2 separate regions of the Homo sapiens genome follow, and region 2 is linked to region 1. The links are chromatin contacts, found by Hi-C or POLR2A ChIA-PET in ENCODE. All regions are on one chromosome and are shown on one strand. The core of a region is the stretch at or near the end of the contact, and the rest is flanking DNA. Distances in the headings are between cores, read along the strand shown. Region 1 has its middle 69 kb from the start of LINC01808. Region 2 has its middle 130 kb from the start of LINC00954.

What was found. A loop is a pair of places that touch in the nucleus more often than their neighbours do. ChIA-PET counts read pairs that join two places held with the same protein, here RNA polymerase II (POLR2A). Pooled maps may share reads with other maps.
Region 2: a map with no recorded cell type shows a loop between it and region 1 (2.6-fold over the local background). The contact joins two enhancer-like sites. A Hi-C loop is called at or near these places in 2 of 37 single-sample maps with no recorded cell type and 4 of 50 pooled maps. POLR2A ChIA-PET finds 5 or more read pairs at or near these places in 3 of 52 experiments (AG04449, Caco-2 and GM12878).

The regions. Positions count from the first base shown.
Region 1 is chr2:19,536,362-19,540,092 of GRCh38, forward strand. No RefSeq gene overlaps it. Among named protein-coding and RNA genes, the nearest start is that of LINC01808, 69 kb to the left of the region's middle. Within about 2 kb of position 2,155, at least 11 of the 41 ENCODE cell types and tissues checked have a DNase peak (open chromatin) inside an H3K27ac peak, as active enhancers do.
Region 2 is chr2:19,736,797-19,740,669 of GRCh38, forward strand. No RefSeq gene overlaps it. Among named protein-coding and RNA genes, the nearest start is that of LINC00954, 130 kb to the right of the region's middle. Within about 2 kb of position 2,140, at least 7 of the 41 ENCODE cell types and tissues checked have a DNase peak (open chromatin) inside an H3K27ac peak, as active enhancers do.

The DNA.
Region 1 (3,731 bases), core at 905-3,404:
GAATGTAACTCCATTGAACTGGGTACCACACCCCCATTTCCCACATGCAGCAAGTCCCACCCAAGGAGAAGCTGAGCTCAGACATGCCTATCCCTGCCCCGACCTGGTGGTCTTTCTCCACCCACTCTGGTAGCCAGAGACAAAGATCATAATCTCTTAGGAGCTCTATGGCCCTGCCCACTGCCTAAGAAACCTGAATACTTAACCCAGGTGTCTCTAGGGCAAGTTTGCATCCTCCCTATAGGACTGCAGCTGATACACTCTTGAAATTGCCACCTCCTGTCTGGAGGCCAAACCAATACAAAGCCAGCGCGCTAAACAACAAAACCAAGAACCCTCACAGAGTCCACTTCACTCCCCTGCTACCCCCACAAGAGCAGGTGCTGGTATCCACAGCTGCAAGACCTGAAAATGGGTCACATCACAGGACTCTTTCCAGACCAGCCCAGAGCTCGGTAGCTGTGCTGTGTGGCTAGACCCAACAGAGCAAAAACGATCACTGCAGTTCAGATCTCAGGAAACCCCATTCCTAGGGGAAGGCAGAGAACACCACATCACTAAAGCACCCCGTGGGACAAAATAATCTAAACAACAGCCCTTGAATCCCAGATCTTCCCTTTGATCTTCCCTCAGTCTACCCAAATAAGAAGGAACCAGAAAAACAATTCTGGTAATATGACAAAACAAGGTTCGTTAACACTCCCATACCAGCTCACCAGCAATGGATCCAAACCAAGATGAAATCTCTGAATTGCCAGAAAAAGAATTCAGAAGGTTGATTATTAAGCTAATCAAGGAGGCACCAGAAAAAGGTGAAGTCCAACTTAAAGAAATCAAAATAATGATACAGGATATGAAAAGAAAATTCTTCAGTGAAGTAGGTAGCATAAATAGAAAACAGTCACAACTTCTGAAAAATCAAGGACACACTTAGAGAAATGCAAAATGCACTGGAAAGTCTCAGCAATAGAATTGAACAAGCAGAAGAAATAACTTCAGAGCTCAAAGACAAGGCTTTTGAATTAACCTAATCCATCAAAAACAAAGAAAAAAAAGAATTTTAGAAACTGAACAAAGCCTCCAAGAAGTTTGGTACTATGTTAAACGTCCAAACCTAAGAATAATTGGTTTCCCGAGAAAGAAGAGAAATCTAAAAGATTGGAAAATGTCTTTGAGAGAATAATCAAGAAGAGCTTCCTCAACCTTGCTAGAGATATAGATATCCAAGTACAAGAAGCTCAGAGAACACGTGGGAAATTCATTGCAAAAAGATCATCAACTAGGCACATAGTCATCGGGTTATATAAAGTCAAGACAAAGGAAAGAAGAGCTATGAGGCAAAAGCATCAGGTAACCTATAAAGGAAAACCTATCAGATTAACAGCAGATTTCTCAGAAGAAACCCTACAAGCTAGAAGGGAGTGGGGTCCTATTTTTAGCCTCCTTAAACAAAACAATTCTCAGCCAAGAATTTTGTATCCACTGAAACTAAATTTCATAAATGAAGGAAAGATACAGTCTTTTCCAGGCAAACTAATGCTGAGAGAATTCACCACTACCAAGCAAGGACCAGACTGAAAGAAGCCAGACACATAAGGCCACAAAGTGTATGATTCCATTTATATAAAATATCCAAAATAAGTAAATCCATAGAGACAGAACGTAGATTAATGGTTGCCAGGGTTTCAGGGGAGAGGGAGAGGAGGAGTGAACACTTTACAGGTACAGGGTTTCTTTTGGGGTAAAACAAATTCTAGAATTAGGTAGTGGTGATGGCCGTACACCATTATAAATGTTCTAAAATCCACTGAATCGTAAATTCTGAAATAGCTAAAATGGCAAATCTTATGCAACGTAAATTTTATCTCAATAAAAAAAATTTTAAACAAAGAAGTGCCATAAAATCTCAGATAGGATTGAAAGAAAAGTATTTTACAGATCAGTGCTTTTTTCCTCACTTTTTTATTTGTTTTCATGGAAATTACCATATGTAGGGAAAACTATGCTTTTACTACAAGTTCAGGCTGTGCGATGAACTGAAAAAAAAAAAAAAAAATCCAGAGATTTCAGAGTCAGTTCTGGCTCTGACATTAAAGAACCGTATGATTCTGGGGAAGTCCCTTTTTCTCCTCTGGGCTGCATTCACCTCAGATGACACCATGGTGTCCACCTGTGCAATATATGGGCTAGGCCTGGTCTGGATCCAGGAACTACATAGAAAGGCCATGAGTCAGTTCTGAGCCTGACTCATTACGAGATAGGTTAATGGTAAAGCAAGAGGAGATAGGAAACAATTCAGAGTTTTTCCTACGTCTTCCCCTGAATTATCCTCATCTGTGGGCAAAATGCTCAAGAATGATATTTTTAAAAGGGTGACGATATTTGGTTAAAATGTCCACGGAGGAAGGGGAGGTAAGGACTGTGAGAAGCGTGCCCAAACCACAGAGCTTCCAAACTGCAGTCCACATCACCAGCAACAGCCCTAATGAGCTCTGTGCTGGACACTCCCCACTGAATTACATAATACATTTCCGTTTCATTTCATGAATCACAACTTGGGATACAATGTTCCTGGGTTGCAGTTGATATATTTTAGAGATTACCAAATATTTCAAAAAGAAAAATTGATTTTATTAAATTCATATGTAAAATGTCTGTATGTCAGCCAACTTATTTATTTTCAAATTTGAGATTTTCTTAAATGTTGTAGTTACAGCTCAATGTCAAGAGAGTTCTCAATAAACCCATTAATGAATAGCGAGACTGCCGTTGCCCCTGGATTCTTCATTTCTTTTGAGAGTTCAGTTCCTGGTTGATGACGGTGGGTTTCATTTCAGCTGCCCCTCTTGGGTGAGAATGAGAAAAAAAGTGGTAGAGCTTCAGACCACGGATCAGGGGAAGTGGAACTCACATAGGCAACTATGTAACAGTGAGTTTTGTTCACTATAAGACTACAGTACAAGCCGTATATACAAACATTAACTCCTTTGCGGCTGTCAATGTTACTGGTATCCATCAGGACTCACTGGTCTTTTCTCAGGGCGACAAGGGAGCTAGAACGCAGGTCTGTGAATCAGAAAGACACAGTTCAAATCTTAGCTCAGCCACTGGCAGCTGTGCAACTTTGGGAAGGCTATTTAACCCCCCTAAGCTTCAGTGTATTAATCTGTAACGTGGGAATAATAAAAATGCATGGGTCATGAGTGCTTGCAAGGACTAACGACAGGAGATATGCAGAGTGATTAGCATAGTGCCTAGCACATAGTAAGTGTTCAATAAATACTAGTCATGTGTAATTGTTGTTATCCTACCTTAGAAGCAGCAACTTTGAATTGTAAATTGAGTTTGGGCTGATCTAGTATGTCCTGAGTTCATTTTCAAAACTTATGATCAAGTTCACTTTTGTGAAGGCACATACTCTTTGAGAATGTGAACTGGCTGTACATCATTCATTCATTTGTCATTTCTTTATTCAGTCATTTACTTACTATTTTGACCATCATCTATGTGCCTGACAGAATGTTAAACCTTAAGGGAACAAAGTTGGGAAGAACAAAACACAGTTTCTTTCCTCCAGGTTCTAACTGGGGAGAAAGGCAAATATTGTGGTGAACACAAGCTGAAAGTGATCAAAATGCTTCAGGAGCAGAGAGGAAGCCCATCTGAACCTAAGGCGGATGCTGGGCATAGCAGGGCCTTCCCTAGTGGGCTGCTGTGCACGTGAAATGAGA
Region 2 (3,873 bases), core at 890-3,389, 200 kb after region 1:
CCCCATGCACCTCTGCCTTCCCTCACCTGCACCCCTTCACTCTATCATCTGGGCTGCATCAGGGGCCCTGGCTGTGATGGAAACTCAGGAAGGGAAGCTTAGGGGATCCCAGATAGCTCATTAGATTAGCTCCAGTGATCTCCATCCTGTAACATCCCACACTTGTCATCAGCAAGCAATGACCCCAGAAGAAGTCGACCTCTCAGCCCTCAGGAGCTCACAGCCTAGATAGGGAAATAAGACTCACTCAAAGCACGGGTGTCTGGGGCTCAAGTGCCATAGAAACCAGAAGAGGCAGTGTGGAGCGCTGCAAGTGGAGAGAAAATTTTCGAATTTCAGACCCTAACAACCCTATTATTGGATTTATTTTTTATTTTTATTTTTTTGTTCCATCGCCCATGCTGGAGTGCAATGGCGTGATCTCACTGCAACCTCTGCCTTCCAGGTTCAAGCAATTCTCGTGCCTCAGCCTCCTGAGTAGCTGGGATTACAGGCGTGTGCCACCATGCCTAATTTTTGTATATTTAGTTAAGTAGAGACGGGGTTTCACCATGTTGGCCAGGCTGGTCTCGGGTTCCTGACCTCAGGTAATCCACCCCCATCGACCTCCCAAAGTGCTGGGATTACAGGCATGAGCCACCGCGCCCAGCCTGGAGTAATTTATTAAGCTGAACAATGCTTTATTCTTTCCTCAATTCTAAGTCATAACCCATGGTGGGCAATGGCCATATACACTCATTTGATTTCTTATCAAGATGGAGACAAAGAGAACCAGCATTCTTTAAGCACCTACTATGCGTCACATACCAGGTTGGGCACCTTCACATCCATGTCCTGCTTCAGTGTTCCTGCCTAGGCAGTCAGACAGTGAGGTGAAACATGGAAGTCTTGGCAGGTTCACGAGGCAGCTTGTAGTAGGTACCTTTGTTTCTGCTCCACCTGCAAAACTCCCTTATGCTTCCCAAGGTGAGCAGAGCTCAGCCAGTCCCTAATAGACAGCAGAGCAAGTTCTGTGCTACCTACTATTCCACCCAGTAGAGTTTGTCTGGTAACACAAATAATCTCTTAGCCTCAAAGATTCCCTATTAAAATGGATCTTCAGCAGCAGGGTGGTTTATTTGCTGTGGAGTACAGTCCAAGCTGTTGGTTCATTAAATATGAGGATACTAAGGTGACTAAAACATGGCCCCTATCTTCAAATGGCTCATTAAGTTATTAGGAGAAAAACCTGCAAACAAACAAGAGTCCCATTGTGCAGATGCTAAGAGAGACATTTGTGCAGAGAATTTTAGGGATACAAAGGAGAGGGTGACTAGTTCTACCTGGAGGCAGCAGAAACTTTTATGGTGGCCCTTGAATTGTCTTTAAGCTCCCTTGGGTGCTAAATGCCTGTGGGAGTCAGGGCTGAATAAGGCATGGTCCTTGTGCCCAGGCTCCACTCTCACTGGAGAGACAATGCTAACTCATCCCAGAAAAGTAAGAGGTCAGCTGGGGAAAACCAACGGAAGATACTGCTGGATGCCAAAGTAGGGAGACAGCAAAAGACTGACACTAGTAAGGTGACAGTATTATTGCTGAAAAGGTAGGAGAAACTTTCTAGAAGTGACGTGGGTTAGGCCTCCGTGAGGTTTGAATGATAAGAACTGAGAAGGCAAGGCACACAAAGAAAGACTAAATTGAACATCGACACGGGAACAGCACGAACTGGCTTCCGTAGGGCCAGTCATGGAACCATAGTATAGGCCCCAGGTCTGTTCTCAGCTTCCAGGCTCAGGTTGCCTGGCAAAGCTCAGGGTTTGCCCTCCTGTCCTGAGCCCTCCTCAGTGGCAAGCAGCCTTCAGTGATAAACTGGAGCTGAGCTCTGCCCATGCTTCAAGGGGAGCTCAGGGGCCGTGGAGGCTTCCCCAAATTTGGATTAAAAAAACAGCTATTCACGGCCTCCTCCACAGGATACATAGCTTCCCTCTAAGTCAGCAGGAACCCATCACTAAGGCTATGAGAAAATAAACAAAGGGAATCCGATTTCAAGGGACACTCAGCCTCCAAAAAGAAGAACAGCACGATCAGACGGATCCTTCCCCTCCGGGGCAAGCTAGTTGTGGGGAATCTCACAGCTATGGTTCCAGCAGAATTAGGAGCAGTTGCTGCCAATAATGGAGCAATAGTATCATGCTTGGGGTTCCCTGGGGACACTCCAGCACGGGGAGCGAAGGCGTGTGTCACTGGAAACCGAAAAGAGAAGCCAGAGGACTCCAGCCTTGCCGTGACCCAAGGGCTCGAGCCAACAAACATGTCTCTCCTGAACCTGGGGCCCCCCTCTATAGATCTCATCAGAGTCAACTGGTACCTGAATACCAACTGCCCTGCTTGTGAAATGTCTGTGCTATACATGGACAAGCAAGCTTCCCTTTACTATTTTTTGGTGGAGTCTACACTGTAGGCAAGAACCCCCAGTGTTCTTAAGCCTCAAAGGGGCTATTTTGCTACAAGGTTGTACAGCATCTGCGTTGGTGACAAAGCACAGACTTAGGGCTGTTTTGGAGGCTGGATGGGTTCTTAAAAAGAAAACAAGAAAAACACAAAACCCATCAAAGCCACTAGAAGAGGAGGAGTTGCTGAACCTAAGAAGAGTGTTTGGCAGAGCTACCAGCTGGCCTGGGAATGACGTGTTGGCCTCAGAGTTTCCCTGTTGAGGCAGAACTTGAACAGCATGTAGAGTATGGTTCAAGCTGTCAGTTCATTAAATGTGGGGATGCCATGGTCACTAAAACACAGCCTCTGTCCTTAAATGGCTCATGAGTTATTAGAAGGAGAAAAGAAAGAAGCTCAGATGGCTTAACAAGTTCAAATCTAGTAGCAAGGCTGATACCCTGTTAACCTCTCTAATCCACAGAGGACTCACAAATGGTAACAACATCAAAGAGCAACAAGGGAACTCAGACATGCAGAGGGATGAAAGGCTCCCCGGCTCTAAGAGAGTGGGACGTTGTAAATGGTGAGAGCCCAGTTCTCACAACCAGGGAACGTGAGTTGTGCCCCTAGCTCTGCCAATGACCTACTGTAGAACATGGGGAGAAGTCCCTTCCCTTCTATGGTCCCGATTTCTATGTCTGTGTAATGATAGGCTTGGCTTGGATGATTACTGAGGGCCTGCTCAGTGCCAATCTATGAGTCTGCTGCTTAGGCCAGAACAGTGTCAACAAATCTGCTAGCAGATCGGAAGAACTGTCCTATGCCCAGCCCTGTCTAACTCATGCCATCAAGTTCCATGAAAGTTTGTGTCTGTAAGTTACTCCTAAGCCTAGGGATTTCTGGTGACATAGATATAAACTAGAGTTAGACTTAGAAGTAGATTTAGATACAGATGAGATATAGACACAGACTGGAGATATAGGTATATGTGTATAGATCTACATATATAGATACATACGTACGTGTGTGTGTGTGTGTGTGTGTGTATGTGTGTGATCTCCCCACTAAGCACCTTTCCTTTCGTGAGGGACACAGACATGGAGCCACTGATTTTATTTGAGTTCATGTCCTACATTTAGTGCACTAAAGCCCTCCCCATTCCTCAAAGCCCATCTCAAGAACCTCCTCCTCCAAGGAGCCTTCCTTGATCTCAAAGAGATGATCACTCCCGTTTAAATTACTGAAAGTTACGTTTTGGGCCATACACGACCGAATTATAACAACTACTTAATTAATTATTGCATAGGAAAGCACTCCCACAAGGCAGATAAATTGTTTTTCAATTTACACAGAGGTTGCCAAGGACACCTGGGCTTCAGACCGCCCTCGTGGAAATGCAGGTGGATCAGCCTGCTTCTCGTAGCAGAAGAGGCACTCAGCAAATGCTTGTCTATAGGGTTT